Regions from separate parts of the Homo sapiens genome. Here regions 2 and 3 are each linked to region 1. A link is a loop called in an ENCODE intact Hi-C map of the cell type or tissue named here. Cell type or tissue: endothelial cell of umbilical vein. All regions are shown on one strand. Links, peaks and the distances in the headings refer to the core of each region. The heading gives the core; the rest is flanking DNA.

Evidence for each region. Hi-C counts contacts between places; a loop is a spot of excess contacts. Peaks named below come from ENCODE experiments on the same cell type or tissue, not always from the same donor. Only the 100,000 strongest peaks of a DNase experiment are listed, where the experiment ranks them.
Region 2: it touches region 1 in a loop (4-fold over the local background); 14 of 110 quality-filtered maps call a loop at or near these places.
Region 3: a loop joins it to region 1, with 2.3 times the contacts of the local background. A loop is called at or near these places in 8 of 110 quality-filtered maps.

The regions. Positions count from the first base shown.
Region 1 is chr15:71,120,368-71,131,070 of GRCh38, reverse strand. All of the region lies in intron 1 of THSD4 (thrombospondin type 1 domain containing 4), which reads right to left. Among named protein-coding and RNA genes, the nearest start is that of CT62, 10 kb to the right of the region's middle. RefSeq lists an enhancer at 10,474-10,703. In endothelial cell of umbilical vein, for the core only: a CTCF peak has its summit at 4,854; no DNase peak of the experiment used is centred there; H3K27ac peaks cover 376 bases.
Region 2 is chr15:71,283,816-71,294,518 of GRCh38, reverse strand. The region is part of intron 6 of THSD4 (thrombospondin type 1 domain containing 4); the gene reads right to left. It overlaps LOC124903521 (a long non-coding RNA gene), which reads right to left. Exons shown (of 2, transcript XR_007064701.1): 2 at 2,716-10,703. It overlaps LOC124903520 (a long non-coding RNA gene), which reads left to right. Exons shown (of 2, transcript XR_007064700.1): 2 at 1-3,946. Among named protein-coding and RNA genes, the nearest start is that of THSD4-AS1, 100 kb to the right of the region's middle. In endothelial cell of umbilical vein, for the core only: no CTCF peak of the experiment used is centred there; no DNase peak of the experiment used is centred there; H3K27ac peaks cover 1,407 bases.
Region 3 is chr15:71,246,558-71,257,260 of GRCh38, reverse strand. It overlaps THSD4 (thrombospondin type 1 domain containing 4), which reads right to left. Exons shown (of 18, transcript NM_024817.3): 6 at 546-648. It overlaps LOC105370884 (a long non-coding RNA gene), which reads left to right. Exons shown (of 3, transcript XR_001751791.2): 3 at 1-24. Among named protein-coding and RNA genes, the nearest start is that of THSD4-AS1, 63 kb to the right of the region's middle. In endothelial cell of umbilical vein, for the core only: no CTCF peak of the experiment used is centred there; DNase peaks (open chromatin) are centred at 4,970, 5,430 and 5,970; H3K27ac peaks cover 2,187 bases.

The sequences.
Region 1 (10,703 bases), core at 1,248-9,247:
TAAAGATTTTAAAAGTTAACATTTATTGGCCGGGCACAGTGGCTCACACCTGTAATCCCAGCACTTTGGGAGGCCAAGGCAGGCGGATCACGAGGTCAGGAGATTGAGACCATCCTGGCTAACACGGTGAAACCCCGTCTCTACTAAAAATACAAAAAAATAGACGGGCGTGGTAGCGGGCGCCTGTAGTCCCAGCTACTCGGGAGACTGAGGCAGGAGAATGGCGTGAACCCGGGAGGCGGAGCTTGCAGCGAGCTGAGATTGCACCACTGCACTCCAGCCTGGGCAACACAGCAAGACTCCGTCTCAAAAAAATTAAATAAATAACATTTATTAGGTGTATAATATGTGACAGGTTGTGCTGAATGCTTTTTAAACATTAACTAATTCTAAAGACAACCCTATGAAGCAGGTGCTATTCCTATCCCCATTTTACATAGAAGGAAACTGAGGCTGTAAGAATTAAAACAGTATGCCTACTCAGAGTCACACAAGTAGTAAGTGGCAGCAGCACGATTTGAATGCAAGCTCACCTAATTGTTGGAGTCATGGCTTGTCTTAGCACTAAATTAAACTGCCTCTCAGGGCCGGGCGCAGTGGCTCATGCCTGTAATCCCAGCACTTCGGGAGGCCAAGGTTGAGAATTACTTGAGCTCAGGAGTTCGAGAGCAGCCTGGACAACATGGCGAAACTCCATCTCTACAAAAAATACAAAAAAATAGCTGGGTGTGGTGGCACATGCCTGTAGTCTTAGCTACTCAGGAGGCTGAGGTGGGAGGATCGATTGAGCCGGAGAGCTCAAGGCTGCAATGAACCGAGACTATGCCACTGCACTCGAGCCTGGTCAACAGAGAAAGACTCTGTCTCAAAAAAATAAAAATAAACTGTCTCTTGAGTCTCCTGACACACTGCATCAAATGTACCTTTTCAGGAGAGTTGCCTGTGTTCACATTTACCTGGTACACAGCATGCAGGCTGCAGCCTGGGCCCCTGCCAGGCAAGATGTAGGGTGTGAGGTTGTGCTCTGCCCCATTCACTCTGGAACAGCTCCGCCCTTGAGTCCAGGATATTTTCTCAGTGCCTCCACGCATTTGACCATCCAGAAAACATCCCAACTCAGTGTGCCTCGGCCACCATAAATCAGCCAACCACACATGCTGCCCTCAATGCTTCTGAATATCAAGGGAAAGGATCTGCCTCATCCTGCCCTGCTCCTGAGGCTTGCGCATTGACGTTTGAGTTATGTCATTATTTTTTTAAGTGATAGAAATCTAGTCAATGATTTGTAGCAATCACCACTGTGCAACGTATGCCAAAAAACTCTGTCTATCCTTACAGAAGGAGGGAGAAACCTAGCAAATTAGTCTGACTTCCTTGACACAATTCTGTGATGGGCCAGTATTAGGTAAGGCTAAAATCAGGTGCTGTGATTAAAAGATTATGACAATGTGAAAAAGTCAGTCATCACATAAATTAGAAAATGTTTTCAAGGAAACCAAGAGAGGCACATCCTTGGAGGTCAAGGGTCCCCCAGAGGTCAAGAAGGACAATAAAGGGCATTTAGGTTTAGAAAGAATAGGCTGTCACTATCCCCCTTTTTCTTGAACTTTGTCATCAATGGCTACGATGCCCTACAAACCTGCTCTCTTCCTGTCTCTTCTGTCTTCCTTGTTGGCTCTCCCTATGACTCAAACCAGAACTAGAAAAATGTCAACAATAAGCAACCCTCACTATCAAACTGTGTACTCTGGAGAAATACTCTTACACTCCAACCTCTTTATTATTTCATGCTAAGGTCTCAAAAACTCAACACCTCAAGACCTGCACGCTCATTCAGGCAGCTTCCCTGTACTTCGAGTTTCCTCCTGCTGCTGATGGCCCAAGGTGAATAAAAGGAGCCGTCACCAGCTCATGCTAAGCCCTCCTTCTTCAGCGGTGGCATAACCGTCCTTCCAGGAAATGACTCTCAAAGCTTGCCTGGGCCTCTGGGATACCCTCTCCTGTATGCCTTGGGCCCAGTCTCTTGCCAACTCTCAATTCTTCCTTTGTACTATCTCTCATGTACTTTCTTCTCCATCCTCCACCAGCCTCCTCCACCAGCCTCATCTAAACCATCATCCAGATAATTGCAATTAATGTTCTCTGATTTCCCTATGCACCTTTGTCAAAAATCAGATGGGTGTACTTCCAGGTTGTCTATAGTATTCCACTAATCTATGTGCCTTTCCCTCACCAATACAACACTCTCTTCATTGTTATAGCTATGTACATGTTAAAACCAGAAACACTCATTCCCCCTCCTTTATTCTTCTTTTTCAAATTTGTTTTCAAAAGTTTGACTATGATATGTCTTGGTATAACTTTCTTTCTATTTAGGGTTTGCTCAGCTTCTTGAATCTCTAAGTTTGAGTCTTATGCTCAATTTGGGAAGTTTTCAACCAGTATTTCACTGAGTAGTTTTTCATCCCACTCTCTTTTTCCTCCTCCTTTGTCTTCAAAGACAAAAATGTTAGATCTTTTGTTATAGCCTTTTTTTTTTTTTTTGAGGCAGAGTCTCACTGTGTCACCCAGGCTGGAGTGCAGTGGCGTGATCTTGGCTCATGGCAACCTCTGCCTCCCGAGTTCAAGTGATTCTCCTGCCTTAGCCGTCCAAGTAGCTGGGATTACAGACATGTGCCACTATGCCCAGCTGATTTTTCTATTTTTAGTAGAGATTGGATTTCACCGTGTTGGCCAGGCTGGTCTCAAACTCCTGACCTCAGGTGATCTACCCACCTCGGCCTCCCAAAGTGCTGGGATTACATGTTATAGTCTTACAGGTCCCTGAGACTCTATTCTTTTTTTTTTTCTTCTTTCCCAGTCTATTTTTATATCTGTTGCTCAGGTTGGGTAATTTCTATCGTTACATCTTCCAATCCACTGATTCTTTCCTGTCATCTCCATTCTGCTGTTTAACCCATCAGTGAAGTTTTATTTTTGTTATTATATTTTTCCATTCTAAAATTTCCATTTGGGATTAAAGACTTAAATGTAATGCTAGAAACTGTAAAATTACTAGAAGAAAACATAGGAGAAATACTACAAGACGCTGGCCTGGAATAATTTTTTGTATTTAACCCCAGAAGTGCAGGCAAAAATAGACAAATAGGATTACATGAAACTAAAAAGCTTCTGCACAGCAAAGGAAACAATAGTGTAAAGAGACAACCCACAGAATGGGAGAAAATATCTGAAAGCCAAACATCCAATAAGGGGTTAATATCCAAAATATATAAGGAACTCAAACAACTCAACAGTAAGAAAATAAAAAACCCAATTAAAGAATGGGCAGAGGACCTGAATAGACATTTCTCAAACAAAGATACACAAACAGCCCACAGGTATATAAAAAGATCCTCAACATTGCTAACCTTTAGGGAAATGCAAATTAAAACCACAGTGAGATATCATCTCACACCTGTCAGAATGGCTATTATCAAAAAGATAAAATAAATCAAGTGTTGGTGAGTATGTGGAGAAAAAGAAAATCTTGCATACTATTGGTGGGAATGTAAATTAGTACAGCCATTATGGAAAATTGTATAGAGCTTCCTCAAAGAACTAAAAATAGAATTACCATATGATCTAGGAATCCCACTTCTGGGTATTTACCCAAAAGATTTGAAATCAGTTTGTCAAGAGAGATCTGCACTCCCATGTTCAATGCAGCACTATTCACAATAGCCAAGTCATGGAATCAATCTATGTGTCCATCAACAGATGAACATGGTATACCTATGCATATGATGGGACATTATTCAACCTTAAAAAGGAAGAAAATCCTACATGCTACAACATGGATGAACCTGCAGGACATTAAGCTAAATGAAATAAGCCAGGCACAGAAAGACAAATACCACATGTTTTTACTTATATGTGGAATCTAAAACATCAAACTCACAGAAGCAAAGAGTAGAATGGTAGCTACAGAGGCTGGAGGGTGGGGGCAATGGTGAGGTTATGGTTAAAGGGTAGAGAGACTCAGACAGGAGGAATAAGCCTTTTTTGAGATCTATTGCATAGTGCAGTGAAAATAGTTAATAGCAGTATTTTGTACATTTCAAACTTCCTAAGAGTAAATTTCAGATATTCTCACTACAAAAAATGATAAGTATTTGAGGTGAGGAATATGTTAGGTTGATTTCATTATTCCACATTGTATTCATAAATCATAGCATCACTTTGTGCCCCATAATATAATGCAGTTATAAATTGTCAATCTACAATAAAATGTTTTACAATTTTTTGAAAATAAAATTTCCATTTGATTCTTCTATTTCTTTGCTGAGACTTCTCATTTATATTTTCTTTATTTGCCTCAGGCATGGTCATAATTGCTCCTTGAGGCATTTTTATGATGGCCGCTTCAAAGTCTTTGTGAGATATTCCCACATCTCTGTCAACTCAGTGCTGGCATCAACTGATTGTCTTTTTCATTCAGTGTGAGATCTTCCTGGTTCTCAGTGTGATGAGTGATTTTCCATTGAAACCTGGACATTTTAGGTATTATGGTATGAGGTGCTAGATCTTATTTAAACTTTCCCTATTCCCTGGCTTCTTCTGACACTGCTCCAGCAAGGAAGGGGGCCCCCAACATGATGGCCACGTGGGAACAGAAGGCCAGGTTCCCCACTTGGCCTCTAGTAACACCCGAGGGGGAAAGGGGAGTCGTCATTGCTTCTGGGTAGAGGTGGGAGTTCCAGCTCCCCACCAGGTCCCCAATGACATGTCCCTGGCTTGGAGGGGCAGGAGAGCCTCCTGTGGCCTGTGCTGGTACCACAGCAGGGAGGCTCAGAGGGATGCATGGCTTCGTTACTGCTGGGTGGTGGTAAGAGCCCTGACTGTCCACTAGGCCTCCTCTGACCACGCCAGTAGGAATGAAGAATTAGTGTCCCGGAGATGGAAATGGATTGCTGGACGTCAAACAAGTTAGTGACAAAGCTGGGGCTCAACGCCCATGCCCTTGGCTGCAAGACCACTCGCTTCTAAACCAAACACACAGGAAGAATGCCAGCCCCCTGCCCAACAGAATAATGAAAGATCTCACCAGCCAAAGGACAGCGAGCGGCTGCCTCCCTTCACATCCTGCCAGACCCCAGGCCAGAAAGCACATGTGGCTGTGCGCCACCACCCCCTAAACAACACAAACACACGTCTACTTAAGACGGGTCTCCCATCCAACATACACAGCAAAAACATGTTCCCGAGCCAAGAACCACAGCACCACAGTCACCTTCGGGGCTGGTGGTCTTCCATCTGGAGAGGTTCTGGCTTTCCTACTGTTGGAATCTCTGAAACCAAGATACACCCAGGAGCAGCCAGCAGGCCTGGCGCCCCCCTCCTGACTGGAGAGCTGGGTCTGCACCCAGCTGGAGGCGCCTTCTTCGGACCTGGGGCCTCCCTCTGGCCCTGGCTGGCCAGCCGCGGTCTCAGCACAGCCCTGCTTATTCTCCAGTAAGGGAAAGCTGGTGACCCGGGAGGGGAAACTCTGCTTTCTAACAGTCTTTGTTTTTGTTTCCATTTAAAAAGGTTAGTGACTTTATTGCATGTGGAAAGAACCAAAGTAACAATTTCAAAGAGGCTCAGCATGTTTTGGATCTGACCAAATATACAGAACTTTTGAGTGAGGAGGAAAGAAAAGGGAAAAGAGGGAGCAAAAGTTTATTCCACATTCACTGTGTGCCAGACACAAGCCTTGGTGCTCCGTCTATGCTCTCGCCTGCCTTTTACAATAAAAAAATTCCAGCTAGAATCAAGTTCCAAACTCCAGCCAGCAGGCTGTTGGGAGTCAGGCAGAGCTGCTGGACTCCAGGAGAGTACACAATAATAAACCAGTGTAGGGTATAAAATTTTTTCTTTTCTTCTCTTTTCTCTTTTCTTTTCCTTTCCCTTTCCTTGCCTTCCTTTCTCCTTCCCTTTCCCCTTCCTCTTCACCTTCTCTCCTCTTCTCTTCTCTTTCTGGCTGGGTCTCACTCTGTCACCCAGGTTGGATTGCAGTTGCATGAACATGGCTCACTGCAGCCTCAAAACTCCTGGGCTCAAGCAATTCTCCTACTTTAGCCTCCCATATATGTAGCTGGGACCACAGGTGCACACCACCAGCTGGGACCACAGGTGCACACCACCATGCCTGGCTAATAGTTTGATGTTTTGTAGAGATGGAGTCTCACTTTGTTGCCCAGGCTGGTCTCGAACTCCTGGGCTCAAGCGATCTTCTCATCCCGGCCTCCCAAAGTGCCGGGATTACAGGCATGAGCCACCGTGCCTAGCCAGGGTACACAATTTAAGTCACGAAATAGAATGACAATAACAATATTAATAAGGTTATTGGGTACCAAAATTTTGAAATAATATGATTTAAAATTTTTAATTCACTAGAATAACTACCTAAATAATTTAAAATTGTATTAAAGGAACCGCCTATGTTGGTACCATTCAAGCTGATAAATACCCCAATCTTTTGACAGAACTTGTGAATTAAGCATTTTTCTTATGAGCACTGGAATGTCCGTGAATGATTTTGTTGACTATCAGGATATTTTAACATTCACTCTTCCTACAATTTAAAACAATTTTCAAATATTGTAAGCGTCTAGACCAGGGGTCCACAAACTCTGGCCCACAGGTTAAACCTGACCCTCTGCCTGTTTTTGCCACATTTTCAAATGATTGAATAAAAATCAAGAAAAGAACATTTTATGGCATATAAAAATTATATGAAATTAAAATTGCAGTGCCCATAAGTCAGTTTCACTGGAACACAGTCCTGCCTGTTCATTTATCTATTGTCTATGGCTTCTTTTGCACTCAAAAGGCAAAGCTGATTAGTTGCAACAAAGACCACATAGCCTGCAAAGTCAAAATATTAATGTTTGGCCCTTTCCAAGAAAATATGCGGACCCCCAATCTTGACAGTCTGTCAAATGGTGGTGCTGGTGTCAGACTGAAAACACACAGAGATGATGATGATGGTGATGATAACAGCAACAACCACGACCACCAGCTTGGCAACTGAGAAAGCCAAAAAAGCATCACGAGATACCAAGTGGGTAATTTATGAGTGAGCCCACTGTGCAATGTGAGAGAGAGTGCGACCATATGAGAAGCAACAGCAAAGCAAAGCTATGTGTTTTGAGACCATATCAAGTAAATGCACGCTCCACATTTATTCTGTAGGGGGAAAAGTCTGAATTATGAGAGATCTGAATACCGCGAGGTCTTCAAGAATGTAGCCCTCCCATAAAACACAACAGGCTTCTACTTCCTTTCTCCCTCTTCCCTCTCCCCCAACCTTGTTTCCTCCTGTTGGGAGGCAGATCCCACCCCAGGTCTTTCTGAATTCCCACCAATCTGAATCTGATGCCTGTCTGGGTCCCCCAGCCTCTCTACGGCATGTTTATCACAGTGATTTTCCTCTCACCTGCCCGCTGCTAAGGCTGTAAGTATACTATTACTCCCCGCCTCTCACACTCCCAGGCAAGAATACACCTTCTTCATCTGTAAGAAGAAAGAAGTTCTAGTGTTCACCTGCACAACAGTTGGCCCTTCATGCATTGTAGGCTTGAGCAGACACCTTACCTATGCTCTCTCCTCTAATTCCTACGGCATGTACAGAGATTGTTAGCCCATTTCATACATGAGGAAACTGAAGCTTAAAGAGATTAATCTACCCAAAGCCACACATGCAGAGTCAGGTCTGGAATTCACACACTTTACAGTGCATGGCACTGCCACCTGATGCACAGTAGGGGCTCAGAAAGCACTGGATGCCTGAGTGAATGACTGCATAGCAATGCCCACACAGGACCACTAACGCACAGCAGCGCAATCTCAGAAGCAGCCAAGACCTTCCACTCCAAGAGACCTCTGTGGACACTGAAATAACTTCCCTCTCTGGAACTCAGAAAGTCACCACTCGAACAGTACCTCTCACACCCCTTGCTAAGAGTGAGGTATCAAGTTCCTCCAATCTGAGCCTCAGGAAAGAACAGTAACTAGTGAGGAAAGGAAGGGTAGGCAGAAAACAAGCACCTGTTCTGTTTCTGGGTCCCCCTTGTCTGGGCCTCCCAAGTGCAATTTCTCTGAAGACCCCATGAGCAGCACGGACCACTCTTATTACAGCTCTTGCTTTTGACCTGGTAATCACATGGCTGGGAAGTGTATTTCCAAAGCAGAACATGAGATCAGAAATAAATAAACATCAGCAAATTGAACATTCACGTTGGTAGTGCCAATTTTTAGAGTGGGAGAAACTAGAAACAACCTAGATCCCTGATAGAGGGTGGGGAATGGCTAAGGAAACCGTGATGGAGCAAAATGATGAAAAGCATCATTGTGCTTTAAAAAATGGGAACCCTGCTTAGGTGGCAAGTGGGAAATGTTGACACAAAATCCTGTTAGTTGAAAAGACAAATCTGCATGTGCTAAATTAAAACATAAGCCGATATCAAGGAGAAAACAGAGCAATATTAGCAGTGGCATTATGCGTATATGCGCTCATGTGAAAGAGGCCAAGAAGACAGAGCATCCTGTAAGAGGCTGAGAGCAGGGAGAGACCTTTCCTCACTGAGATACTCACTAACTGGCCTGAGAGTTCCTCCCTCCGGCCCCACCGCCAGTATTTGTTTTGGAGTCAGATGACTTGAAATTGAAACATCATTCTGATGTCTACTTGCTGTGTGAGCCTGTGAACATTCCTTAGCCTCTCTGAGCCTCAGTTTTCTAGCTGTAGAGTAGAAATAATAGTGTCTAGTTCACACAGGTTGTTGAGAGGATTAAATAAAAGAACGCAGGTAAATCCCAGTACCTGACACGGAGCTCTGTAATGGCAGCTCCTCCCCGCTTAGCTGACCAGAAGATCCTCTGAACTTCAAGCAGAATGAAATCCTGGGCCTCAACTAAAATATCGCTAAAGTCAAGCAGGTCCTGGGTACTTGTCTGCTCTGGAAAAGAAACTAAATGGAACTAAAGGCTATACTGTCACTACACGCCCTGTAATGAGACTTCAAAACTTGAAGACACAGCTCTACCCTCAGGGCTCACCTTACAACCAGCAATAAACTCCCCTACATGATTCCCAAGCGGCCTCATGTGCACGGTTGGATTTGATCCTCCTGTCAATCATTAGGTAAGTATAACTATTATTATCCCCCACCAAGAACAAGGCAATGAGAGGGCAGAGAAACCAGAAAACAGGGCAGAGTGGGGATTTGCATCCAGGCCAGACGGCCTCCACGGCTCCTGATTTTCCTCTCAAGACAGCTGCATTCTCTACCCTCAGCCACTTGGCTTGGGACTATCAGGTCACAACAAAGCTAGCAAGGAGCAGAGCCAGTGCAGAATTGGCCAGTACCACTGGAGGACCCAACAGATGTCACAGCCCAGCCCACAAGTAGTCTGACAACCTAGCATGAGGGCAGGAGACGAGGGGCAGGGTAATGTCATCAAAGGGGCAGCTGGAAACCATGGAGCTGGAGCAAAGGGAGGAGCAAGCCAGACAGAATCCAAGGCATGTGAGGGTCAGGGGTCAAACAAGGGAGATCAATCAAAGAGTCAGTTGTCAATTTACCCAAAGCAAGCCTTGGCGCCCTGGAAGAGAAGTTGCTTCTGTGCTTCCCAAAGGAGATGCAGGCTCAGGACTCAGCCAAAGTGGGGAAAAAAAAAAAAAAGTGATAGCTAACATTCAAGTGGCACTTTTCTACACGCCTGAGATAGTTTTGAGCATTTTCCAGGTGGAAAAACTACAGCCCAAGAGGCCAAGGAACCTGTTCAAGGCCCAAAACTTGGTAGAGCCAAGGCTCAAACTCAGGACCTGGCTCCAGAGTGCTCTCCTCCTCAGCACCACCACGCTGCTGCCTGGCCGGGGAAAGGAGGTGGGCTCCCTCTTCCTTCACATCACAAGTGATCAGAGACGCGACATTTCAGGGGGAAAAGTATGTCTGGCAACTACAAATTTGTAGCTTGCTGATATGGTCGGAGGGTTTCCAAGAAGGAAGCAGGTAGGGCAGCCTCCCAGCAGTCCATTTATCCTTTTTCATGGGAAATTAATCTTCTTCTCTCTCCTGACTGTGCCTCCAAGAAAAATGGTTAAGTCAAAGCTCGTCATCCTCCCACCCCTGTAGTCACATGGCTGCATCCCCACCATAAATCAAAGCTGATGCCCCCTTTCATCAGATGCCTGCAGATAATTCCCCTGTGATTTCCCTACTGGGGCTCAGAGGGCCAAGGCCTAAAGGGTTAACATCTCATTTCCTCTTGTCTTTCAAGCCTTAATCCCCATCCTGAGCTGGGTGCATTCCAAGCCCACCTGGAGCAGGTCATGACGAGCTCCCAGCCCATGGCTGGCCCTTCATTTCCCCTGGCAGGAGATTAGATGGGGTGCCCATTAATCACTCCGTGCTTTTGTCCTCACTGCTGGCCAGGCCTTAGGCAGCTGGCCAAGGGCCAGGAGGGTGGAGCAGGCCACATGCTGCCCACCCGGTTGTGGGGTGCCCAGTGCCACCCTCCTGGGACAAGACACAGCGGCACTGTGAACCTGGCTCACTGCCCTCGGACCACGCCCTAGAGAAGCAGGGCTAATGGGCGCCAATGCCTGGGATGACACCTCAGTGATCAGCTTCGGAAAGGCTGGTAGGAGAAGACAACATAGGCAGTACACTCAGCTG
Region 2 (10,703 bases), core at 1,557-9,556, 160 kb before region 1:
AGGAAAAATGTGAACGCTGGTATCCCCTGAACGGACCCCATCTAAGTGGATCCTGAACTCCCAGCCTGTGCCATCAGATAAGAATGTCAACATGGCAGAGGGCGAAGGTAAGAAGGGACCCGTCCAACTCAGCCTGCTTGGGTCACATTTTGTTTGCTTTATCAGGTCCAAGAGAAATCTGACTTCTTTGAGGGACCTGTGGGTGTCATTCACAGGGACTCCTGGTAACTGAGCTAGACAGTGAAAAACAGGCATTCTCTGTAAAAGGGCACTTGGGACTGACAAGAAGACAGAAGAAACAGAAGCTCGCCACTCATGACAGCAGCACAGGCGTAGGCTTGGAGAAAGAAAGATGAACTTGAGAGCCTTTGGTTCAGAGAGGTGTTACAGACTTGCTGAAAATGTAACTCCAAGCAGCAGCAGAAGATAAATGAGAACAGAAGGAGCTAGAAGGGAAATGGACTAAAGCAGGAAAAATACAAAGAAAAGCAAAGGCTAGGAGATCAAACATCTAAAACAATACTAGCAAACACATAGCACATGTACTGCAAGTGCCCTGCCCCAGGATTCACGGTGGTCTCACACCCTTCAGGGACCCCCCAGGCAGCCACTGGGAGGGACTGTTTCATGTGCACCTCCCAGGCCTGAAGCAAAAGCCTAGACTTTCCACTTCCAGTTAAACATGGAAGAGTGACCATCTTACACCTCCTCTCCCTTCCAAAACCCTACTAAATTTCCTACTGTTAGGGAATTTTAAAACGTTTTAACCTATGAGGACAAAGCAAAAAGAGAGGAGATATCCACAAATAAAGATTTCAGCAAACTTGGAGAAAAGTAGAGGAAAGCGTTGTAATTGAGTGTAAGTTGCAAACATTCATATCCACTGTGGAGGAAACTTGAGAACAAAGCCATCTGGACTGACAGACACCCCAGTAGCCCAGCCCTCGGAGGCACAGGAACCATGAAAGATGAGGCTCTGGTTCATGATGGAAAACTGAGCTACTAAGCCCATGTTATGCAGCCAGGCTACTACGTAACCCCCATGCTCCTCCCCAAGCAGGGGAGAGGTTTACTCTTCAGAGAAACTGAGAAGGGGCTGCAGACCCAGGAAACAGGCACCATGGAGAACAGAGCTCAGGGCAAGGGGCACCCAGAACACCAACCACACGTCCACCTCCACAGGCAGGAGATTCAAGGGTTCTTCTCTGGAGAAAACCAACCACCTGAGAGGAAAACCATCTACATAATGACAGTTGTGTGCAGGGTTCCAACAAAAAAAGATAGCTCAAAATCTGTTCTCCTAAAGAAAAGCTCATCAACCAACTACCCCACCTATGCATGCTGAGCTGCACGGCACAGGGCATCTGCAGCACATGCACGTAGAACTTTCGACCTGTCCAATATGGATATACTCTAAAAGCTGACAGCCATCTGGGGAAAGCCCCTGACAAGAAAGGCAGGGTTAACACAAACACAAAAAGAACTTGGAGGTGAGGGGATAGGCAGGGAAAATAAAAAGAACTTCAAAAGTCCTGTTATATTTGGCCAGGTGCGGTGGCTCATGCCCGTAATCCCAGCACTTTGGGAGGCCAAGATGGGCGGATCACAAGGTCAGGAGATCAAGACCATCCTGGCTAACACAGTGAAACCCTGTCTCTACTAAAAATACAAAAAATCAGCCGGGCGTGGTGGTGGGTGCCTGTAGTCCCAGCTACTCGGGAGGCTGAGGCAGGAGAATGGTGTGAACCCGGGAGGCGGAGCTTGCAGTGAGCTGAGATCGCACCACTGTGCTCCAGCCTGGGCGACAGAGCAAGACTCCGTCTCAAAAAAAAAAAAAAAAAAATCCTGTTATATTCTTAAAGAATGTTAATTAAAGTATGTTAAGATAGTGCATCCATGAAACAAGAACAGAATGCTATGTGAAGGAAATAATCAGAAACTAGAAAGGTCTTAGAAATTACATGGTCATAAAAATTAAAGAATTCAACAGAGAATTTAGAAGACAGTCGAGCAAATACCACAGAAAGGAGAACCAAAAATAAAAACAGAAAATAGGAAAGACAAGGAAATTTGAGATGCTGTCCAAAACAGCATTCCAGAAATAAAGAACAGAGAATATACAAAGAAGGAAAGTATCAAAGAAATATTGGAAGAAACTACACAAGCATGAGTTTCTACCTTGAAAGGGTTCATCAAAAGGGATGCATAGGAGACAATGGATATTCAAAGGCCCTCCCCGAGATACCTCATCACAACGTACCGGAATGCCAGAAATCAACCGAAGACCTGAAAAGCATCCAGAGGCAAAATTCAATCACACACAAAACAAAGAGCATCAGGATGGCATTGGTCTTACCACAAGCAGAATGCTGGAAGACAATGGTGGAATACCTTCAGAACTCTAAGAAACAAATGATTTCCAACACTGATTTCCAAAACTGGTTTAATTATGTCAAGTCTAGGGTGCAATCAACACATTTTAGATATGCAGAAGCTAAAACAATACTTCCCTCGCACCCTTTCTTGAGAAGCTATTAGAGGATGTGCTTTCAGTAACCAAGAAAGCAGGATGTGGTAGACAGGGGCCACCACAATAGAGGATGCTAGCTATGCTCCCAGCCTAGAACACAACTAGTCCAGACTGGAGTAGGAGGGTGGAAGACTAAGGGTAGGAGGCCTCCAAGAAAAAGCAAAATGCAAATGGTAGGTTATGTGTTTGAGTACTCAGAAAAATGGATAGATGTCAGAAAGATATTGCAGTGATTAATTTTATGTGTCAACTTCACTGGGTCATAGGGTGCCCAGATATTTGGTCAAGCATTATTCTGGTAATAATATGTGTGTCTTTGAGGGTGTTTCTGGACAAGATTAACATTGGAATCAGTAGACTGAATAAAGCAGACGGCCCTCCTCAAGGTGGGTGGGCATCATCCAATCAGCTTAAGGCCAGAATAGAACAAAAAGGCTGACCCTCCCTCAAGTAAGAGGGAACTCCTCCTGCCTGATTGCTTGTGTTGGAATTTGTCTCTTCCTGCCTTCAGACTTGAACTGAATTATTGGCTGGGTCTCAAGACTTCAGGCTTTCAGACTGGAACACAACATCGACTCTCCTGGGTCTCCAACTTGCCAAATGTAGATCTTGGGACTTCTCAGCCTCCCTAACTATGTGAGCCTGTTCCTTATAATGAACCTATTTCTATATATGCATACTATTGGTTTTGTTTCTCTGGAGAACCCTGACTAATACAGATATATAGAAATGTTTAGAAAGTGATATATGTGATAACATATGAAAGAACTGTAGTGAACTATTTTTTCCATAGTCATAATGTAAACAATAACTATTTAAAAGTTCAGTTGTAACTACATGGGGGTGATTAGGGTGCCAAAGTGAAGCTGGGGGAGTGGTTGATATAGGAGTGCTCAATCCAGTTACCTTACAAGAAGTCAAGAAGGAATATCCTAACTGGATAATTCACATTGTCTAGAAAAATTAAGGTAAATGCCAGAAGACACTTGCCTCTGGGGAGTGGGATGGAATTTGGGGGAATATGTTTTTCATTATAAGTCTTTTTGGGCTATTTGACTTTTAAATTATATGCATGTGTCTATAAATAAAAGTTAACAAAAAAAAAAAAAAAAAGGAAAAAAGGAAACCAGGTTTCCAGACATCAATTACAATGTGACTATACATGTTAAAAATAAGTTGATTATAGTTGGCAGTAGGGACAAACCTATTAGCCACCTTTAGCATGTGATGACAAGGTTACTTATTTGTAGCCAGCAGCTTTTTATCCAGTTGAGTGTCTTATGGGTTATAAGCAAACTACAAAGGTAACTAATTTATGTATTATGACCAAAATACTTTTTAAATTAAGCACAAGTGAATGATGTATCTCTGCACTTCTTAGTAATCAAAGCCTGAAATAAATTTAATTACAATGCATTTAGTTTCCTCTTGGCAGCAAATAACTTTTACAAGTGTTGAATGTCATTGTAAACAACAGTTTTTAAAAGCAATGCAAGCAATCCGTTGATAGATGTGGAGATCCCAAAGAGACACTAACAGGACAAACAGAGGGGAAAAAAAAAATCTAAATGACATACAAATGAAAGCCTGGGACTTCGCATAAAATTTCAAGGATTTTAAAAGTGCTCTCTTGGTCTGTTGCAAATAGAACCCACCCTAGCTGGTTCCAGGGGAAAATATATTTAAAGGACATCAGGCAGCTCGCAGAACCTCCAGGAGAGCCAGCTTTGAAGCTACTTAGCCAGGAACAGAGGACCTGCTGTGCCAGCACCAGGCCTAAGGCTACAGACATGTCTCATACACTGTTGCCCATGGTCACCAGCACTATGTAGTAACAAGACACAGTAGGGGAGACTAAGGCAGCTGGATCCCAAGCAAAACTTCCAATACACTTCTCCCGATTCCATCTACTGCTGGAAATAAAGAACTGTGAAATGTTCTTTGGGGGCAATGTGTATCTACTCTGGGGAAGGGTAGGTGAGGAGGTATCAGCACACGTGGATACTCCCCCCATGCCCGGGCACCATCATCTCATTCTGGATTGTCAGGGAGGGATCATCCAGCTAGGAAAATGGAAAAGTGAATCCCAGTTACTTCTCCCTTGTCAGAAGGAAGCTAGCAGCAAGCAGGAGATGAAATGGCAAGAGAAGCCAGGGTATTTATTTTGACTTTTCCTATTCTTCCCTTGTTCCTGGCAAGTCATAAAGGAAAGGAATAAGCCCTAGATGAGGGTTGAGAAGGCATCAGGTGAGGCTAGGAAGGCAGGTTAGGGCTCTACGCGTTATGATTCTCTGTTCTTAAAACAGATCAACATTTGCCTTTTGAGCCAAAGAGGTATCCAGATAATTATAATAATCGAATTACAAATTGGTCCACTTAATGTCTTCACATACTCATTTTGCAGTTGCCCAATCAGTTCCTTTGAAAACTGGACCTCAAAAGAGAACCCCCAAAAGGGAGGCCCTGGTATCTATCTCAGCCTGGGTTCCCTGAAGCAGAGCCACTACTTTATTCAGGGTGGAGAGCAATGGAGAGTGCGGCAGGGAAGGAGGGAGAGAAAACAGGATGGGGCATGTTCCCCAACTGACCTCTGCTTGGCGTCCAGTGCAACTGAGCCTGGGATCATGAGGAACCATCATAAAGGCAGCATCAGGACAGTCCGTTCAGAGAGGGGTAAGCAAAAGAACTTCACTAATTCCCATCTCCCAGCAGTGCCACCTCCCTACCCTCCTGGTTGCACATGGCTGAGCATCCATGGGGTCCTGGGAGTCTTGCCCCTCAGAGTCAACAGGGAGCCCCAGGGTGGCAGACATGAGGCTAGGAGCTGTGGCATTTGTCCACATGAGGACAGTTTTCACAGGGACTGAGCCAAGACTCCTGAGTTGATTACAGTCAAGAGGACCTGAGGCAGCACAGGAAAGATGTCTCATACAGTGTCTAGCTCGTAATTAAAACTCTCATTCCAACTTCCAGCAACATTTAGCTATCTTCCTAAAAGATAGAGTTGATTTTATATTCAAAAAGCAGTACTAATAAACAGAGACCTCTTCCAGCTGGGGATTTGTCCATTGAGTGTTATATTTCCTTCTGCAGAAATCCCCCATGCAGAAGACCGTGGATCCCCGGAAGGTCTTGGTATTGTTGTCAGAGAAGCCTGAACCCATACACTGCACCAAACATCAGCAAGCTTGTTATGTAAACAAGTATCACACATACATATAGGCACTATTTTAAGTGTACGTGGATGCTGTTGTGATTAGTAAGATACGGAAATTTACTGAATAAACAGATGACTGCATTCCTAAAGGATCTTTTTATTCTGTAATCACTGTGTTGATTGTTCTCTGCCTTCCCGGATCTATTCTCTGCCATTATTTGTCCCATTCTATGTCCCAGAAAGGAGCCCTTGCCCTTTGGTTTCCAGCTGGATTTGACCAGCAGGAGATGGAATGGTAAGATAAGTCAGGGTATTTATTTTGACTTTCAGCCCCCACCCTCACTTGTTCCTAGAAGCTCATTAGACACCTCTGAGCATCAGTTTCCCCATCTGTACAATGAGAGAGTTAATCAGATAATCTCTAAGGTGGTTTTTCAGTCACTGGCCCATGTTTTCACTTCCTGGATCCTCTGAAAGAATAGTTTATTCACATTTGCCAAATCAAATAGGTATGAATTCCAAGCTGGTATTTCCTTGTTGCTGTCAGGATGCTTTCTTTCAAAAATGGATCAAAATGACAGGATAAGAAAGTTTCCAGTTTGCCGTTATCTCTTTTCACATTAAGTGTTTACTGTGGACTGGTTCATTTTTATCATCTAAAGGCCGAATCAAATTTAGCAAATACCAAGCAAACGGTTGTGTGGGACTGTATAATTCATTTTTTTTGATAAGCATTTTACATGTTTCATCAGGTGCAAACTAGAACATCTGCAGTATAAAATATCACCCAGTGCACTTTGTAGGTGGCCTATCTATATTTACAGGGCATGTTGCGCGTCGTGTATAAAGTTACTCAAATGTGAAAAAGACTCAATTTCTTCTCAAAAAAATTTCCCAAATTGATTTGAGGGAGTGTATTAGCTCTCAGCCATAGAAATCATTTTTAAACATGGAAGAGTTAAAAATTCCTTCTTGAATTCAACATCTGGGAACATGGTTTATCAATCCAAGAAGAGCTGCACCCAACTCTACCAGCTCAGAACATCAAAAACAAAATATGAAGCATCTGAAATATGCAAGTACATCCTCCTGGCATCAGACCACAGAGTGGTCCTGGACTCCTGGGTGGCAGGGGGTTCATCCTAGTTTCAAAACTGTGCAAGACGATTTTCAGCAAGTTACATTTGCCTCACAAAAGGCTATTTTTAAAGTTTCTATCTGGTTTTAAGCCTTCTGGCTAAGGGCTTTTCCCAGGAACATATCCCTCGTTCTCTTCACCACGTGAAGCTTGATTATTTTTGCGGGTAGTGTCTGGAACTGTTTTGGATATAAAACATCTAAATTTAAAAATATCCTCATGCATATCAAAGAATGGAAGAACATCAGCATTATTCCATAATGCTTATTACAGATATAGCAATGGGTAAAAGTCTAGATCTGTAGGTTTATATAAAAACATCATGGGATAATAAGATTATTTTCAGTTTTTCTTGGACACGTACAATTTTCTAAATATCAAGTATTAACACAGCATGATGAAATGATAAAAACAATGAACTTTCTCCCATTTCCTTCTGTAAAGACAAGCATCTAACACTGCCATACTAAGCCACCCAAAAGTCTACTCCTGTACTTTTACATCCTAAGTATTTCATTTTGTCGGGCATATCTTCCAGGCAGTCACACTGTTTAGTATTAATTTCTTTGTGACTACGACTTTGACTCAAATATCATTCTTCTTAAACAGGAATATGTTTACTCATAGGAATGTTGTTTGTTAAAGACTGAAAATTTGAGGTATACATGACCAAAAATGTGAACGATAATAGGCAAAATTCGGAATAACCCCACATCAGCAAAAGTTATAGTGAAATTTCCCTACTATAAAATTGACAATAACAAGCATATTTTTTAAAAGCTCAGCATCACTGATCATTAGAGAAATGTAAATCAAAGCCACAATGAGACACCAACTCACACCAGTCAGAATGGCTATTATCAAAGTGACAAAAAATAACAGATGCTGGTGAGGTTGTGGAGAAAAAGAAATGCTTATACACTGTTGGTGGGAGTGTAAATTAGTTCAGCCATTGTGGAAGACAGTGTGGCAATTCCTCAAAGACCTAAAGTCAGAAATACCATTCGACCCAGCAATCCCATTACTGGGTATATAGCCAAAGGAATGTAAATCGTTCTGTTATAAAGACACATGCATGCATATGTTCATTGCAGCACTATTCACAATAGCAAAGCCATGGAACCCAAATGCCCATCAAGGATAGACTGACTAAAGAAAATGTGGTACATACACACCATGGAATACTATGCAGCCAAAAAAGAACAAGATCATGTGCTTTGCAGGGACATGGATGGAGCTGCAGGCCATTTTTAGCAAACTAACACAGGAACAGAAAACCAAATACTGCATGTTCTCACTTATAAGTGGGAGCTAAATTATGAGAACACATGGATACATAGAGGGGAACACCATACACAGGGGCCTATGGAAGGGCAGAGGGTGGGAGGAGGAAGAGAATCAGGAAAAATAACTAATGGATCCTAGGCTTAATACCTGGGTGATGAAGTAATCTGTACAACAAACCCCCATGACGCACATTTAGCTATGTAACAAACCTACACATCCTGCACATGTATCTCTGAACTTAAAAGTTAAAAATAAAATTGATAACAGATAACAGTAATAGTAACAACAACAGTAAAAGCATGACCCCAAACCCAACTTAGAGTAAACTGGTCACAATCTAAGATGCGTAGAACAAATACATCAAATAAAGTGTTTATCACTGTGGATATATAAATGCGCCTAAACCTCACTTTGAAAAAATTGGTAGAAAAAAACCTGAGTATTAGCTGAATGAAAAAAAAAATTCTTGCAATGATATTAATAAAGAAACTACGCACATTTTTAAAGAAAAATCACTAGAATTTTTTTTTTTTTTTTTTTTTTTTTTTTTTTTGAGACGGAGTCTCGCTCTGTCACCCAGGCTGGAGTGCAGTAGCACAATTTCGGCTCACTGCAACCTCTGCCTCCCAGGTTCAAGCAATTCTTCTGCCTCAGTCTCCTGAATAGCTGGGACTACAGGTGCACACCACTACGCCCAGCTAATTTTTGTATTTTTAGTAGAGACAGGGTTTTACCATATTGGCCAGACTGGTCTCAATCTCCTGACCTAGTGATCCACCCACCTTGGCCTCCCAAAGTGCTGGGATTACAGGCATGAGCCACCACACCCGGCTGTTTTTTAATAAAAGAGAAAAGTTGGGGTTTGGAACAATTCATTGGAAAACAATTAGTGAAGTACTTAGTTGCTTGAAATTTTATTTGGAGTTAGTTTCAGAAACACTTTAGGAGGTGAAGCGCAATTCATGAGAACATTTGGTGAAGCCCTGTCATGTAGACACAAACTATCCTGGTTTGGAGCAAAAAGAGACAGCCAAGCCAAAAATCAATAATACCACCAAACAACACATTTTAAACTACTCAACAGACACAAGTGAAGGAATAGTCACAGGACCTTCCAGTTGGCTGGGAGGCTTTATATTAGTGATGAGTCCATTTAATGATCTTTGCTTGTTCTGTTTATAATATTATTTGTGAAGGCTTATTAGTGTGCAAAATGCTTAGCTGTAAATTATTTAATGGAGTAATATTTAATCAAGTATTATTATTCCATTCCATTCATAGTAAGAATGGTACTTACATCTCTGAAGATGTAGAGCGGATGGTTAAAATTGAGAATAGCAGCCTGGACAGAGGCTGGTGAAGGCACAGACAGCTTCAGTAGAGAACAACACACTCAAAAAAAGAAACGAGTCAATGCAGACAGTGGTTGAATATTAGTTTGTAGAAACATTGCAATAAAAAGTGCCTCCTAGGAAAGCTTGCTTTATTTATCCACTCGAATACTAGCTATGGGGAGGGGGAAGGACTGGGTAGGTCATGACTAGTGTTCTTAAACTTACTGTTGAATTGTTTTTTTTTAATGAGAAAACAAATGTTCTCAAAACACAAAAGTAAAGACCTGGATACAATGAATTATTTTATTATTCAGAAATTGACTTATTTAGGAAACTTTTTTCTTTCATAGCTGAAACCCACCATTGCAAAGAAGAGCTAATATGAAAAGGTTTGAGAGTTTTTCATGAAGAGCTCAGATCCAGAGGTCTGTAAGTCTTTGAGTTAGGTTATTTACATGTGAAGACAAGATAATTATTTACATGGGTCAAAATAAAGAGCAACAGTTGTCGTTACTGAAATCAGAAACACTTTGGGTCCATGATATTATAGAAGTAACTTGGCTTCTCAGCATGAAGAAATACCTACCGAAATTCCTATATGTAATTCCTATGCCTGAAAATGTAGCATGGAACCACTTCTTTGGCAACATGCTGAATATCTCCCTGTGTGGAATGCCCCAACACTTATGTGTATGAATTTCTGTTCTCAATATATAACACCAACAAAGAGAGAGAGGCTGCCTGGACCCAGAACTTATTATAATGTAGCATTAGCACTCTTTTTATCAACCCAATTTTTAAAATATCCAAAAATCATATCTTTTTTCCTCAATAGCAAGGAATATAAAAGCATTTTTCTATTAAGACAAACAGGCATACACTACTGTGCACAATGAAAATCCCACACGCATTCATAAGAATGTGTAGACATCTCTAGTCTTTCTTTGTACTACTTGGGGCCACATTTCCAGGGTTCTCATCCATTCGAGTCTAGAGCTAAGGACACTTAAGAGAAAAGGCATTGTACCTCTTGTTTAAGTAGAATATGATGGTACTGACATAATTTAATCCAACTAAAATGTGAAATTCTGGCAAGAGATACATAAGGCTGCTCTTTTCTAAAGTAAAGAATCCCAACAGGACAAAGGGCTAGCTCTTTCCCTCCCCCACCAGAGTCTCCATTTACCATCCCTGGGCATTGAGCTCTCAACAGAGCAGATCTTCCCCTTGCCCCCAAACCCAGCAATGCAGCCCACT
Region 3 (10,703 bases), core at 1,801-9,800, 130 kb before region 1:
GATCAACTTGCTCTACCAACTCTGGATCTTCTGTCATCTGGAAATGACGGGGATCTTGTACTCACGGGCAATGCCTGCCTACTATTATCTTTGGAATCAGCATGTGAGGCCCCCTACAGGTGAGAACCATACAACTGTACAACCCCACATGTTCTCTTAAGCTCCCATACTACCCCTTGTAGCAGGAACCAAGGAAAGGGAAACTCCATCTGCACTCACGGCTCACAACTTTATGTTTGAACCTCTTCTCCAACTGATTCCTTGAACCCTGTTCTGTCCCCCTCACCCTGCCATCCTTGGATGTTGCTTGTTTCCATCAGTGCCTCATCCATCTGACTCATGCCGAAGATGGTCCAGGCGTCACCTGAGCTATGCTACCTTTGGTAAAGACCCATGCAGGCTTCTCTTTGCCCTGGAGTCACACTTTCTCCCCTATTGACACCCCAGCCAGGATCACACCAATACCTCCAACATCAATCAGAAGTCAACAAGAATGGAAAACAGACTAAAGTAACTTCTATGGACAGGGCTGGGTCTATTCTTACCTTCTGCAAATGGTTCCCACTCATAAAACCGGCCCATGAATGGCTTGTTGTTGTAGGATGCACACTGTACCTCCCGGATACTTCTACTGCTTTCTGGACATACCTAATAAAGCAGATATTAAATATGCAATTAGTGTCCATACTTTTCATAGCTCCAGGATACATTTCCAAACCCTGGATACCTTTCCAACTTTATTTATTTTTTATTTTTATTCTTTATTTATTTATTTTTTTTTTTTTGAGATGGAGTCTCACCCTTGTCGCCCAGGCTGGAGTGCAGTGGCCCAATCTCGGCTCACTGCAACCTCCACCTCCCAGGTTCAAGTGATTCTCCTGCCTCAGCCTCCCAAGTAGCTGGGATTACAGGCACCCACCACCACACCTGGCTAATTTTTGTATTTTTTGTAGCGATGGGCTTTCACCATGTTGGCCAGGCTGGTCTTGAACTCCTGACCTTAGGTGATCCACCCGCCTCAGCCTCCCAAAGTGCTGGGATTACAGGCGTCAGCCACCGCGCCGGGCCCCTTTCCAACTTTAAATACCAGCCCTCTTCTACCTAAACTACTGGGTTTCTGAACATTTGCTCAAAACCTGCATCAAAAAGTTTAAATGCAGATCCCCAGGCTTCATGTATACCAACTCAGAATCGTTATAGGGGCAAGAAACTTTTAACAAGCTCCCTAGGTTATTTTTTTGCACACTATAATTTGAAAACCACTGATCTAAACCTTCTACTTCTGACAAATCAGTTTACTCCATTCTCTCAAAGAGGCCATCTGCTTCTGTTTGACTTTGTTCATGCCATTCCCCTTGCATGGAATAGTAGCCACGGCAGACATGTTCAGAGCCCTTACCTTTGCCAGGCACTACTTTAAACATGTTCCACATGTGAACTCATTTAATCTTCACAACAACCAATAAGGTAAACACTGTAGTTTTACAGATTTTTCATGAGAGCAAACTGAGGCATGGAGGAGTCACACAGCCAGTGAGGTGTGGGGCCTGGATTTAAATGCAAGCAGCCTGGTTCCCACCAGGCTGTCTCTCATTGTCCGCCCCATCTTCTCTAAATTCTAGTCTAAATTCTGTCCCACATGAAGCAGGAATTTCCGACCTTCTGCATGCAAAACAATCACCCAGAGATCTTTCTGGAAATGCAAACTTCTGGATCCCTCCCTTAAGGATTATTATTCAGTAAATCTGGGATAAGATCCAGAGATCTGTATTTTATCAAGTTTATCCAGGTGATCCTGATGCACTAGACTACTCAAGGAAAACATACTGCTCCCTCTGGCTTATCTCTTCCTCATTTATAAATGGTAAATATGAGCAAAGTGTGGCATAAAGTAAATAAGTATGAGACAGAAAATAACAAGATCAGAATCTCTAATTCATATTGTGGATAAAGTATGATCTAGCTTTGTTGAACCCAAGCTATACTCTGTTTAAGAGAGTGTGTATGTGTGTGTGTGTGTTTGTGTGTGTGTGTGTGAATAATCAGAAGGAAAAGGAGCCTGGCCCCTGAAACATTAAACAGTACTGTGTAGAAGTCTCTGGAATAAACTGCTAATAGGATAGTTCAAAGTCTTCAAGGATTTGTAGAGAAATCTACTGTATGTATCAGAAATATTAGGTCTCCCGGAAGATGAGGGACCAGAAGAAGGACTGAAAACAGGTGTGAGGGTAAACATCTCCTGCTTGATTAAGGACAGTCGCAGTTGGGGAGGCTGCTGGTACAAATGCCCAGCGTGGTCATTACCCTGCTGTGGCCTGAGCCGAACCATATGGAGCAAGAAGCCCCCTAAAGCAGAAAATGATGGAAACTGGTAGGAAAAAACAGGCAGGGTGAACAAGCAGGGTGGGCTGAGCTCTGACAATCAGGGAGAGGCGGACAGGCCACAGAAGCCTGTCTCCTAGGGCTCTGGAAGCCAACCTGCTGGCAACCCTAAAGCTGGGCCCATGTAAGCTTCCAGCAACACCAGCTGTCTCCATGAAGGCTTTTGAGTTAACTAAGATGCTTTTCACATGCCTTTGGCCTGAGCCAGAGTTCAAGTAGGATGTGAACAGCTGGGTGACTTGGAGAGGCCACCATCCCTGCAGCAGTCCCCAAGTACGGCTTCGAGAAAGAAACCTTAAGGAGTTTGTTAAAAATGCAGATTCTCAAGCCTCACTCTGGCAGAAGAGTGGGGATGAGAGCCCAGGAATATATGCTTGAAGTGCTCCTTGGGTGATTCTGGTGTGGCCTGTGCATCCTAACCTGTGCAGCAGCGATGAAGGGCCACGCCCAAGCCCCATCTCACTCCACTCCAAATGACTTAACGTGGAATCACAGAGTGCTAGAGCAAAAGAGAATCAAATCCAACCCCTTTCATTTACAGATGAGGGAACTGAGACCTGGAGATGTGGCAAGCCTTGCCAAAGGCTCCACAGTGACACAGAAGCAGAGCCCAGAGCGCTGAAGGCCCACCCTGTCCATAATCAGAACTAGAGATCGGCTGCCGGGCCGCAGGTCTTCGTAGCAGAAACAGACCAGCACAAGTGGTTGAAGGTCCTGTTCCTCAAATAACTACAACTAAGTAAAGCCAAGCTGCTCCACAGTGAGGCTCCAGCCAGAAGCCACCCTTCATTAACCTGGTGGCAGTTACCAGAACTGGAAGCTGTAGACTACAAAGACTTAACAGTCTGCTTAACCCCTTTCTCTCAATGAGTAAAATGGCTAATAGGCTAGACCACAAACCAATGCACATTCAGAATCATCTAGAATTGCTCAGTACTTGACAACATAAATGTCTGTTTCACGACTTGGAAAGGAGTCCACAATCCACTAAGTGTTAAAAAGATTATGTGTGTGGAGTGTGTGTATACATACACAGAGAGAGGTTAAAAGTGTTATCTCTGGAAGGTGATGTTATAGATGTTTTTAATTTATAATTAATCTTTAGTCTATTTGTGTTATTTAATTTTTTCTGCAATAAACATGTAATATTTATGTAATAAAAGTGACAATTGGCCAGATGCAGTGGCTCACGGCTATAATCCTAGCACTTTGGGAGGCCGAGGCAGACGGATCACTTGAGGTCTGGATTTCGAGACCAGCCTGCCAATATAGTGTAACCCTGTCTCTATTAAAAATACAAAAAATTAGCCGGGCATGGTGGCATGCACCTGTGATTTCAGCTACTCGGGAGGCTGAGGCAGGAGAATCACTTGAACCTGTGAGGCAGAGGTTGCAATGAGCTGAGATCACGCCTCTGCACTCTAGCCTGGGCGACAAAGGAAGACTCTGTCTCCAAAAAAAAAAAAGTGACAATGTATAAGTATAGAGCCCTGCCAAATACACCAGCCCTTAGCCAACTTTGCACATCTTTGCAGTTTATAATCTTAGGGTACGGCTTAATACTCCACTAATGCCTGGTGCTCTTACATCCATACACATCTGCCACCCAACTTATTGTGGGTCATTTAGGATACCCTGTCCCTTGGTCACCAATAAGTCATTTACATCTAAGCGTAGTCCAGTTCCCATCTAAGGCAGAAAAGCTTAACATGGCATTAGAGCCACAGTGATCAGCAGATCCACCTGCAGTTGCCAGGAGTCAGCTAAGCCCAGCAGGAGGTAACAAGGTAACAAGGTGTCCTGGTGGATGGGCATGGCCCTGTGTATGACTCCAGCAAGGACTCACATGACGCCAGGCAAACTGCAAGCCTGGAGGGCAGAGGGATGTGGCCAGAGAAATGCAAGGCTTCTTGGGCCCGGACGTGGAAGTGGGTTATTGAGGCAGCATTGTGGTACAGGCAAGGAAGGCAGAAGCCTGGACTGATGATGATGATGATGATGATGATGATGATACCTAACTTTTATTGAGCATTTATTAAATGTTAGACATTCCACTATGTGATTTACATATATTCAGCTCATTTAATCCTCACAATAACTATTATACCCATTGTACAGATGAGGAACCCAAGGCAACAAAAAGTTAAATGAGCTGCATAAGGTCATAGGGCTCATAAGTGGTGAAATCAAGATTTGAACCCTGACACTTTGCATCTAGAATCCATCATAGTAACCACTATGCCATGGTGCCCTTCGTGACTGTGTAGACAACAAAGTTAATTTGTGATGGGTCCCCAGACAAGAGAGCCATAACTGTGTCTTGTCAGGATAGGGCTAGAGGCCAAAGCCGGAATCAGCCCCCGAGGCCTGGCGAAGTGGCTGGCCTCCACCACAAGGAGCAGGGAGCTGCGGAGTGAGGATGAAAACCAAGCAGGGCCTGGGAAATCCTGTTTCATGTCTCTTTTATAGATTACATCTGTTTGTACTTCTCATACTATTATCGGGATGTGATCTCTCATTTTAACAGACTCTCTGAAGTGAAAACTTCCAGGTTACAGATCCTTTTACCCCTTTCTTAGGTTTTAAATTGGTTGTTTCCTGATGTCATGGACTGAGTCACCTTCACCTTATCAGTAATTGTCTGTACATTACACTGTGAACTGGCCCTGGGGGCAGGTTTCTTGCAGATAGCTGATCCTTTTCATGGGCAGAGATTCTTGTAATCTTAAGGCCAGAAAACTGAGACAGGGGAAAAGCCATGTAGATAGAGATCAGGCTCATTCAGGATGAGACCAACAAAGTCTGGAGATTTAGAGCCAAGTAATGCCTCTGGGAGATAACCTCCCTTCAAATGACTCCCACCCAAAAGAGGGAGGGATGTTTCCACTGGACTTTTAATGGAAGAGAAATAAAGACGTACTTTAATATGATTAGCTGAATCCTTATAAAGCAATATGAGCCCTATCCAAAGTTCTATCTAGACAATTGCCTGGGGTTGCTATGAGTCACAAATAGTATTATGGAAACTCCAGCCACATTTCTAGTGACCCTGGTTAATCTGAAATGACAACTGCCTGTACCCAACTTCACTGCTCAAGAGCCACCATCAGTGATCACACTGATGGTAATTAATTACTGTCATCTCCCCAGGAGACGGACAGCATCATCTCCAATGTAGCGGTGCCAAGGAACATGACCTTGAAGGCTGCCTGCGTCAGATATGTAATTTTTTTATCCTTTTCACTGCTATGGATTCAATCAAAAGACCAGCTACCATAGCAACATATGATGTATTTAATGTCACCACAGTCATGAAACCTTTTAAAAAAAGAAATCTAGAAAATGTCCCTGCACTGCCATGAGAAAGTGGCTGTGTGACCTTGGGAAAAACATTTTGCTTCTCCAAGTCTAAACTACCACAATTGAATAACAAGCCCTGTACCACCTTCCAGGCCCCAATCCCCAGGGGTTTTTATGGGGATTTTTAAGTGGTAATACATTAATGTTTCCAGCTCTCTGTAATGCTGAATAAATGTTTGCTGAAGTGGAGACACCAAATGTCCACTGTGGAGAATCCAGTAGTTCCAGAAGCCGTAATTGCTTGAAAAGTATGTGTTCTAAGCAAACATGCCCTTCCTTCCTTTCTCATCTACAGCTGGAAAATGGGCTTGTTTTCTAGCTATAGAGAAATAAAACCATGGGCCAAAATTTCGCTCCAGTTATCTTGCACATTTTTCAAATATGTTTAATATCTCCTTTCTCAAATTACACAGAACAAACTCAACCTCACAAAAACCTTTGCCACCTCCCACCACTTCCAGAAATTCTCCAGTCAGTGAATTAACTAGTTTGTCCAAAGAGTTGGGGAAAGGCTTTGGATGTTTTTCATTGTTGTTGTTTTGTTTTGTTTTGTTTTATCTGAGATTTTTGTAATTCTCAAATGCTTTTTTTATTTTTTTCATCCAAGGAAGTTCATAATGTTCTCCTAGGGAGAGGTGTTTCCCTCTCATTCAATACCTACATCAAAGCCCCAAAGGATGTTAATATGACACTAAGCCCAGCCTTTCACCCAGGCCAATCATAGATTTTTAAATATTCGAGATCCCTTCAAATCTAGGCCTATTTCAAGAGTGCTTACTTATGACTGCCTATTTATATTATTTACATATCTCTATGTCTGTAAGAAGATCTAAAAAAGAATTCTTTTTTCCCTAACTAATCAGGAAGCACATGGCAAAATGTAAACTTGTTAAAAAATTTAGTCTGGTGTGGTGGACCCATGCCTGTGATCCCAGCACTTTGGGAGGCTAAATTGGGAGCATGTTTGAGTGCAGAAGTTCAAGACCACCGTGGGCAACATAGCAAGAACCCATCTCTACAAAAAATAAAAATAAGCTGAGCATGGTAGTGCATGCCTGTAGGCTGAGGCAGAAGGATTGTTTGAGTCCAGGAGTTTGAGGTTGTAGTGAGCTATGATCATGCCGCTGCACTCCAACCTGGACAACACAGTGAGACCCTGACTCAAGCAAAAACAAAAACGAAAACCAAACCACCTTAATCTCCCAAGGAGCACACATTTCTTAGTGGCTATTTCCGGTACCACATTAATAAGACTGGCTTCCTTCCCCTCTGCTATCTGCTGAGGCAGGGTGCAAAATTCCATTCAAAGGCAAATATTCATTGCAGCGCTCCATGTGTGAGGTGTTGACAGTAATGAGGATACAAAGAAAAATTTGCCATAATAGCCTCCCTCAGGGACTTATAGCCCAACACGAGAAAAATGCATAAACAAAAATGTATAATGCATGGAAAGGAATGTAGTGAGTTGTTTGGACACAACATTTCTAACCTTGCAAAGGAAGGAGTTAACTGATTTTTCCTAATGTTGAAAAATCAAGAAAATAAAAATTGTTAATTTACTACATATAGCCAAAAATATAAGTGAAAATAAAAATGTGGCTAGTGTAGATCAGCAGGAGTGGAAGGAAAGGGGGTCAATTCTTCATCTTCCAGAATAAGGAGTTGATGGAGAAAATTTAAGTTGATATATCAAGAAGCAGGGGTATTAATGTGCCATTTAGAGTTATAGAGAGAATGAACGTAAGAACTACAAGTTAAAAATCACTGGCTGTGATTACATCTTGAGAGACAGACAAGGATATACATGTCTTTGCTGTTCTGATATTTCTTACTCTTTGTTTGTACTTTTTATAACCATGAAAAATGACAACTGTTAACAATTCTTGTGTATATAAATGTGTGTGTGTGTATATATATATGAAGTCAATAAGAGAACAACTTTCTATAATCATGAAAAATGACAACTGTTAACAATTCTTGTGTATATAAATGTGTGTGTGTATATATATATGAAGTCAATAAGAGAACAACTTTCTATAATCATGAAAAATGACAACTGTTAACAATTCTTGTGTATATAAATGTGTGTGTATATATATATATATATGAAGTCAATAAGAGAACAACTTTCTATAATCATGAAAAATGACAACTGTTAACAATTCTTGTGTATATAAAAGTGTGTGTATATATACATATATGAAGTCAATAAGAGAACAACTTTCTATAATCATGAAAAATGACAACTGTTAACAATTCTCGTGTGTATATATTTGTGTGTATATATATGCACACACATGTTATGTATACATATATATGTGTGTGTGGTGTGTATACATGTATACATATATATACATATGTGTGTGATTCACATATAAGTGTATATACATACGTGTGTGTGTGTATATATATATGTATGAAAAGGTCAGTAAGAGAATTTTCTGTGGAAATTCCAAGTGGTCTGAGAAGACAGAAAGACAAATGCTGCAAAAACACTGATACTCGCACATATTTCCTAGATAAGGAGGCTGATGATAAGCTCATGATAAGAGAAACTAGTGTTGAAACCCCCATTCTGTCCATTCAGTAACTGGCCTCATGGTTCCTGGCAAGCTTTACACCTTACAGAACTGTACTCGATTCTTACCTGGCCCATTTACTAAGTTTTTGCTTAAAATTGCAGTCAGGAAGTTATTAGCTCCTCTTTCATTCAATATCAGACTAGAGATGGAGTAGAATTAGAATCTGCCTGCAGAGAGCACGCCAATCTAGATTTGAGATTCGGCCAACATCTTCCCCTTATTTGCACTTACTCTGGGGCAGAAACAACTCCATATGGATAAATCCATTGTCAAAAGCCAGTCCTACCCCAGGGAAATTCACTGGAGAGTCATTGATACCAGTACTCATCATGTCCATGTTTGCTAAAAGCTGCTTTTAGCCCCAGGAATTTCTCCCTCATAATGTTAAGTGCACTCTGTCTAAACTCAGGATCACGCCTCCTTTGGCAGCAAAGACCCTTAAAAACTCATAATTTTGTCCCTGCCTTGCACTGCAGCCTCCCTCCTCCAGAAGAGGTCAGAGTATCAATCAGTCTCCTCTCCAGGGAGAAAGTGTTGCATTCAGAGCACCTAAAAGAAAGTGTTGAATTCGGAGTCCCTAAGAGAAAGTGGGAAGAGAGACACCTAAGTCCCCAAGACAAAGGCAGAAAGGATTTTTTGTTGTTGTTGTTGTTTTAGAGACAAAGTATTACTCTGCCCCCCAAGCTGGAGTGCAGTGGTGTGATCATAGTTCAATGCATCCTCCAACTCCTGGGCTCAAACAATCCTCCTGCCTCAAGCCTCCTGGGTAACTGGGACCAGAGGCACATACCACCAACCTCAGCTGTTTCTTAAATTTTTTGTAGAGACAAGGTCTCACTATGTTCCCCAGGCTGGTCTTGAACTCCTGGCCTCTGGCCTCAAGCAATCCTCCCACCAGGGCCTCTCACAGTGCTGGGATTACAGGCATGAGCCAATCAAGCCCAACTGAGTCTGGCCAGAAAAGGGTTGTTGTTCTTTTTCAACTGCATCTCCTCAGGCACCAGAGGAATTGAGGTTTGATTTCTCCTTCCTCTGTTGCAATCCCTACAAAAACTCTAGCTATCAAGCCTTGGGCTTCAATGAGCTTCCATGAATAAGAAACTTAACTGTTTACTCTATTCCTTGAGTTCCTATTACTTTTAGCCCTCATCAAGAAAGTGCAGGGCTGCGGATTAATCATGACTTCCGCCCTGTGTTGCCCCTTCACTGCTGAAGACAAACTTGCAGGTGAAGCCTTCACTCACTGAAAACACATCTGATTCCACCAAGAGCTCCTTGAGTGCCTCCTTCTTGCTCCTCAGCCCTTACAGGACTGCAAAGGGCCTCTAGGACCCCTGTCACTTGCTCTTCCTAAAACATCCTCCCTCGCCTGGATAATCTGCACTCAAACTCCACCCAAGCCAGGTTAATTTCCACTGTGTGGTGATTTGAAAGGACCTATGTGGCGTGTGCGGTGGCACATATGATCTGCACTGTTAATGCCTTTTTATGAGTCTATCCCTCTTACTGGACTCAAGCTGCATAAGGCAAGAGCCTGCTCGCATCTCAGTGTCTCCAACCACAGCCTAACACCTCACCCCACGCAATCAACGTCAATGTTATGCTTATGGACTTCAAGCAAAAGCCTTCTCTTGAGAATGTTTAAAAGACTGCGCCACTGCACTCCAGCCTGGGCAACAGAGCGAGACTCTGTCTCAAAAAACAAAAAAACAACAAAAATAAACAAACAAAAAAACCAAGGCCGGGTGCAGTGGCTCATGCCTGTTATCACAGCACTTTGGGAGGCAGAGGTGGGCAGATCACCTGAGGCCAGGAGTTGGAGACCAGCTTGGCCAACATGGTAAAACCCCATCTCTACTAAAAATACAAAAATTAGCCAGGTATGGTGTTGTGCACCTGTAATCCCAGCTACTTGGGAGGGTGAGGTGGGAGAATGGCTTGAACCCTTGAACTGGGGAGGTGGAGGTTGTAGTGACCTGAGATCGTGCCACTGCACTCCAGCCTGGGCAACAGAGCAAGACTCTATCTCAAAAAAAAAAAAAAAAAAAAAGACTTTGGACCAGATTGAGTCTTGCGTCCATCACATACAGTCTGAAGGAGAGTGTTGCACCAGCAGATGTTTGAGATTGGTGCTTGAAAAGACCATAGATTCTCTATCTGTACTAGGATGTGTCACCTGAACTTCCTCGTACACATTGTAGGCAACAAAATAATAATACTTCCTTATCTTTAAAGTCTACATTCAGAAATCTTACATGAATTGAACAATCTCAGAGACATGCTGGAATGCTTAAAATTCCTAGATCACACCATAAGATAGGTCTTAATATTAAACATGCACATCGGAAGACATAAAGAATTCACTGTTATTAAGCTGGT